2 separate regions of the Homo sapiens genome follow, and region 2 is linked to region 1. Evidence: chromatin loops called from intact Hi-C (ENCODE). Cell type or tissue: sigmoid colon. All regions are shown on one strand. Links, peaks and the distances in the headings refer to the core of each region. The heading gives the core; the rest is flanking DNA.

Region 1 (2,920 bases), core at 164-2,663:
TGAATGTAATTTTGGGAATTGAAGATTGAGGATGGTGAGAAGTTCCCAAGGCTAAAATGATCACCTCTGTTTCATTTAATCAATTTGAAAATCATAACTTTTAAAATGTAAGTTCTAAAAATGTTGGAAGAAGGCTTTGTATTGTGAGATACAGCTCATTTAAAACTTTCCAGGCTCTTCTAGTTCACTAAAATTTTGTTCTTTTATCTGTGGTTACAACATGAGTCATAGGGTGACAAGAGGTGATGTAATTCTTGGGCAATGTAATAGGGCTTTGAGTCATTATTGAAGTTTTGGCCAGTATCATAATCCAAAAGGCCAGCCTTCCCACCCATGCCTGGCATGTTCACCTTCTGATTCTCATGTGATCACCCTCTGCTCATCATGTCTTCACATAATAGACATAACTATATTTTCCCTTGGATCCTGTGTGCAGCCTGAGTCCTTCTCAACCCAGAGCTCCAAGAAACCACTCCCAATTGATAAAGCTGGCTGGAAGATGACACTTATTAGCTATCCCAGATCTTGTGGTCTATGGACTTTTTGGGGCTGATAGTGGTGGAGGTGGTAGTGATGACAATTATAAGCACTTTCAAGTTTATAATCTGTTCTCACAGATACTGTTTCATTGAATGAAGCCATCCTTTAAATGAGGTATAAATGAAGAGCTGAAATTTCATTCATCTTTTGTGTGTGTGTGTGTGTGTGTGTGTGTGTGTGTGTCTGTGTCTGTGTCTGTGTATCAGTTTCATTTAGTTCTGCCCTTATCTTGCTTATTTCTTTTCTTCTGCTCTGTTTGAGTTTGATTTGTTCTTGTTTCTCTAGTTCCTTGAGGTGTGACTTTAGATTGTCTATTTGTGCTCTTTCAGACTTTTGATGTAGGCATTTAATCCTGTGAACTTTCCTCTTAGTATCACTCTTCCTGTATCTCAAAGGTTTTGATAGTTAGTGTCACTATTATGGTTTAGTTCAAAGTATTTTTTAATTTCCATCTTGATTTCATTGTTGACCCAATGATCATTTAGGAGCAGGTTATTTAATTTTCTTGGTTTAGAGGGTTCCTTTTGGAGTTGATTTCCAATTTTATTCCACTGTAGTCTGAGAGAGTACTTGATATAATTTTAGTTTTCTTTTCTTGTTTTGTGACCTATCATATGGTTTATCTTAGAGAGTGTTCCATATGCTGATGAATAGAATGTCTGTTTTGCAGTCATTGGGTAATGTTCTGTAAATATGTGTTACGTTTATTTTTTCTAGGGTATAATTTAAGTCCATTGTTTCTTTCTTGATTTCTGTCTTTATGACTCATCTAGTGCTGTCAGTGAAGTACTATATCCCCGACTACTACTGTGTTGCTGTCTATCTCATTTCATAGATCTAGTGATAATTTTTTAATAAATTTGGGAACTCAAGTGTTACGTGAATATATATTTAGAATTGTGATATTTTCTGTTGGAGTAGTCCTTTTATCGTTATATAATGTTCCTCTTTGACTTTTTAAACTGCTGTTGCTTTAACATTTGTTTTGCCTGATATAAGAATAGATTCTCATGCTGGGTGTGGTGGCAACTGCCTGTAATCCCAGCACTTTGGGAGGCCGAGGTGGGTGGATCACTTGAGGTCAGGAGTTTGAGACCAGCCTGGCCAATGTGGTGAAACCCTGTCTCTACTAAAAATACAAAAATTAGCTGGGTGTGGTGGCAGGCCCCTGTAATCCCAGCTACTTGGGAGGCTGAGGCAGGAGAATCACTTGAACCTAAGAGGCAGTGGTTGCAGTGAGCTGAGAATGTGCCACTGCACTCCAGCCTGGGTAACAGAGCAAGACTGTCTCAAAAGAAAACAAAACAAAAAAATACAAAATAGCTAATCCTGCTAGCTTTTGGTGTTTCTTTGCATGGATTGTCTTTTTCAATCCCTTTAAGTTTATGTGTGTCCTTATGTGTCAAGTGAATCTCTTAAAGACAGCAAATACTAGGTTGATGAGTTCTTATCCATTCTGTATCTTTTTAGTGGAGCATTTAGGCTACTTACATTCAACATTAGTATTAAGATGTGAAGTACTATTCTATTCATTGTGCTATTTGTTGCTATTTTTTGTCATTGTGTTATCATTTTATAGGTCCTGTGATATTTATGCTTTAATAGATTCTATTTTGGTGCATTTTGAGGATTTGTTTGAAGATTTAGAGCTCCTTTTAGCAGTTCTTGTAGTGCTGGTTTGGTAGTGGTAAATTCTGTCAGCATTTGTTTGTCTGAGAAAGACTATTTTTCCTTCATTTATAAAGCGTAGCTTCACTAGATACAAAATTCTTGACTGATAATTGTTTTGTTTAAGGAGGCTAAAAGTAGGGCCCCAATCCCTTCTAGCTTGTAGGGTGTCTGCCAAGAAATCTGCTGTTAATCTGATAGATTTTCCTTTGTATGTTACCTAACGCTTTTGCCTCACAGCTCTTACTATTGTATCCTGTCTAGACTTTAGATAACCTGATGACTATGTGCCTAGGCAATGATCTTTTTACAATGAATTCCCCAGGTATTCTTTGAGCTTCTTGTAGTTGAATGTCTAGATCTCTAACAAGGCTAGGGAGGTTTTCCTTGATTATCCCCTCAAATATGTTTTTCAAACTTTAGATTTCTCTTCTGTTTTGGGAACACTAATTATTCTCATGTTTGATTACTTAACATAATCCCAAACTTCCTGGAGGTTTTATTCATTTAAAAAAATTATTTTCTTTGTCTTTGTCAGATTGGGTTAATTCAAAAGCCTTGCCTTTGAGCTTTGAAGTTCTTTCTTCTGCTCATTTGATTCTATTGCTAAGACTTTCCAGTGCACTTTGTATTTCCCTAAGTGCGTCCTCGACTTCCAGGAGTTGTGATTTTTCTTTTCTTTTAATTTATGATATCTATTTCACTGGAGATT
Region 2 (2,920 bases), core at 148-2,647, 60 kb before region 1:
CTCCTAAGGATAAATTCCTTGAAGGAGAATTTCTGGGTTGAGCAGCATAATACATTTTAAATTTTGATGCACATTCCAAATTGCTTTATAAAATATTGCACCAATTTATACTCCCATCAATAATAGGACCTGCTCCTCATTGTTTTCACATATACTGTTACTATTTTGAAATCTGTGCTAATATGATAGGTAAAAGATGATAGCTCTTAATTTTAACTTACATTCATTTGGTTATTTAGTGAAGCTAGGTATTTTTTCATATTTGAATTGGCCAAATGCTTTTATGTTTTGGTGGATTACCTACTTATGTTTTTTAACCATGTTTTCTTTTTTATATGTTCCTTGTTAATGTGTAGGAAGTTTTATATATTGAAGCCCATTTTTTCTACCATTTATGTTGTTTTTCTACTGACTTTTTCTGTCATACATTGTGTTTTTCAAGCTTTGGAGTTTTATTTTACTTTTTTAATGCTGTTAAACCTATTAATCATTTCTATTACAATTTCTGGTATGGATGACGTGTTGCTTTTTCCCAGCCTAATGGTTTATAACGTACTTTTATTTTATTTTTGCATTTAAATATATAATTTGTATGGAATTTGATAGCTTTAAAATTTTTTTTTCTTATTCTTCAGTTTTTTATTCTAGGTGAAATAATTTGTTTTTCTTTTTTTTCCTTTTTCTCTCTAGTTGTTTGGAAGTTTTATATCTTTTTCTATCCTTCTACATTTATTTTGAAAAACCATTTTAATACATAGATAATTTTACAGTTTCTACACAATTCTCTCCAAAGAAGATGAAACCTTTAGCTTTGTTTTACTTCATTTCCCCCTGCTTTTTTCTTACACAACCTAACCCTATTCTTAAATTTCAGGTTTTGCTTAAATCATTTGGAATTTTAGGTTACTAGTTTTCTTACCACTGTTTTCTGATGGTTGTATCTCTCCTATTCTGGATGTTCATTTCTGTTTTTCTGGTTTATTTGTATTTTGGCTGGAGGTGTTCCCTGAGTAATTTTCCCCTGGAAACCAATTCTTAAATCGTTTCTGAGTACTTGATGATCCAAAATATCATTTGTATACTTTTGTATGGAGAAAAACAGTCTAAAGTCTTTGAGGTGAAAACTTCTTTCTCTGAAGGAAGAGGAGGGATTGCAAGACAGGTCTGTAGTGAGAGAATGTGGGAGAAGAGCGATGGTAGAAGAGGTGGCAGAGGCAAAAATGGACAATCATGTTTGGTATGGAGGCCCTTACAAGAGAGTTTGGGGTATTTTTTTGTATTCTCTTTGGCACTAGGAAGCCACTTACAGCAAGCAATATCAAAGCTACCATATTACCTTGGATTCCTTGATTATTTTGTGCTCTTCCACTCCAAACAGCCACCACCAGTATCTGTGGTTAGGGACTGTTCCACTCCTGAGTCTGCTTTGGTTTTCCATAAAACAGGAAGGATCTTGGAATGTTTGTTTCCCTGAAACAATCCTTAACCAATGGCTGACAGTGCAGGGGCATAAGTACCCCAGCTCCCATGTCTCTAGTGGGAGTGACTCTGAGGGACAACCAACACTGTCTCCAACTTCCTTGTGTGACTGAGCTAAAATTCCCATTCATGGGGCTTACTTGATAGTGTATCCCTGTTTAGTTTTGTGTTCTTCTCTGGTTCACTTTCCCACTCTCCCCAGATTTTCCTGCGAATACTTCCAAATAAATCAATTTCACATGAATTTTCATCACAGAGTCTCAGGAACATAACTCAACACCTGCTGGAAGGATTGATCTCCCTCTCTCTTTTCTTTCCTATAGTGGCTGTCTTCAGTAGCACTGCGTGAGATAACAATACTTACCTCATCTCTGACAAACTAAAAAGTTCATACTGTAGTAATTCCCCATAACCAAAAATTCTATCTTCACTGAAAACTAGAAATGCTGCCCTCATCCCTCCTTGACTGAGTTTTCTCAGAGCCGATATTTTACCATTGGGGTATAAATCTCAACAGAACTGACAGATACCAGGTTGTAGTGTCACTCTTCTACCCATTGTGTGCGCTCCATGGTGTAAGGGTTCCTTCCACAGAAGCCATGCTTAGGAGTTTAATGAGAAAGCTCTTCTAGTTCATGAATACAGGCCTTTTCTCCTGCTGTTTTCACATTCAGGCAAGAGAACGGGGTCTGGAAGGCTTTCAAACCTCAAAAACCATGACTTTGACTATTTTGTTGAATCTGGTTACTTGAGCCAGACTTCTTTCATAGTGGACTACCTTCAAGGTTTCAAATTCCCTCTTGGAATCTAGCCTCTGTTCATCCTCTCCTTGCCTCCAGTTGCTTGACTTATCTATATTTGACTAGTTCCTGTCTTTGGGCACTAAAAAGTATATCCATATGGCTAATAAATATTTGGGAAGGTTCCTAAATGTATTAGTCACTATGACACAAATCCACAATGAGATATCACTACATACCCAGAAAAATCTCAAAAGTTAAAAAATATTACACTAATTACAAGTGTTGGTAAGGTTTTAGAGTAACTAGAACTCTCATAAACTTCTGGCAGGAGTAAAAATTGATGCAGTCACTTGGAAAAACTGTTTAGTATTTTCTACTAAAACTGAACATACTCTCAATCTATGACCCCCCAAATTCAACCCTTATAGACCCAATAGCAATGCATGCGGCTTGGTACCAACAGCCATGCACTACATTTTTTGTCGTAGCCTTATCTGTGATAGCTAAAGCTTGGAAACAACCCATGTGCCCATCAACAGTATATTAAATAAACAATTTTTAACACTCGTATCATGAAGTGCCATTGCAATAAGTGAACTTCTGCTGAACACAACATGAATGATTGTCACGAGCGTGACAATAAGCAAAAGAGCCCAGATATCAAAGAATACATAATGTGTAGTTTGGCTTGCATAAAG

The links. Hi-C counts contacts between places; a loop is a spot of excess contacts. Peaks named below come from ENCODE experiments on the same cell type or tissue, not always from the same donor. Only the 100,000 strongest peaks of a DNase experiment are listed, where the experiment ranks them.
Region 2: it touches region 1 in a loop (4-fold over the local background); 3 of 110 quality-filtered maps call a loop at or near these places.

What each region holds. Positions count from the first base shown.
Region 1 is chr18:53,793,611-53,796,530 of GRCh38, reverse strand. No RefSeq gene overlaps it. Among named protein-coding and RNA genes, the nearest start is that of LINC01917, 210 kb to the right of the region's middle. In sigmoid colon, for the core only: no CTCF peak of the experiment used is centred there; no DNase peak of the experiment used is centred there; H3K27ac peaks cover 251 bases.
Region 2 is chr18:53,853,309-53,856,228 of GRCh38, reverse strand. No RefSeq gene overlaps it. Among named protein-coding and RNA genes, the nearest start is that of LINC01917, 270 kb to the right of the region's middle. In sigmoid colon, for the core only: no CTCF peak of the experiment used is centred there; no DNase peak of the experiment used is centred there.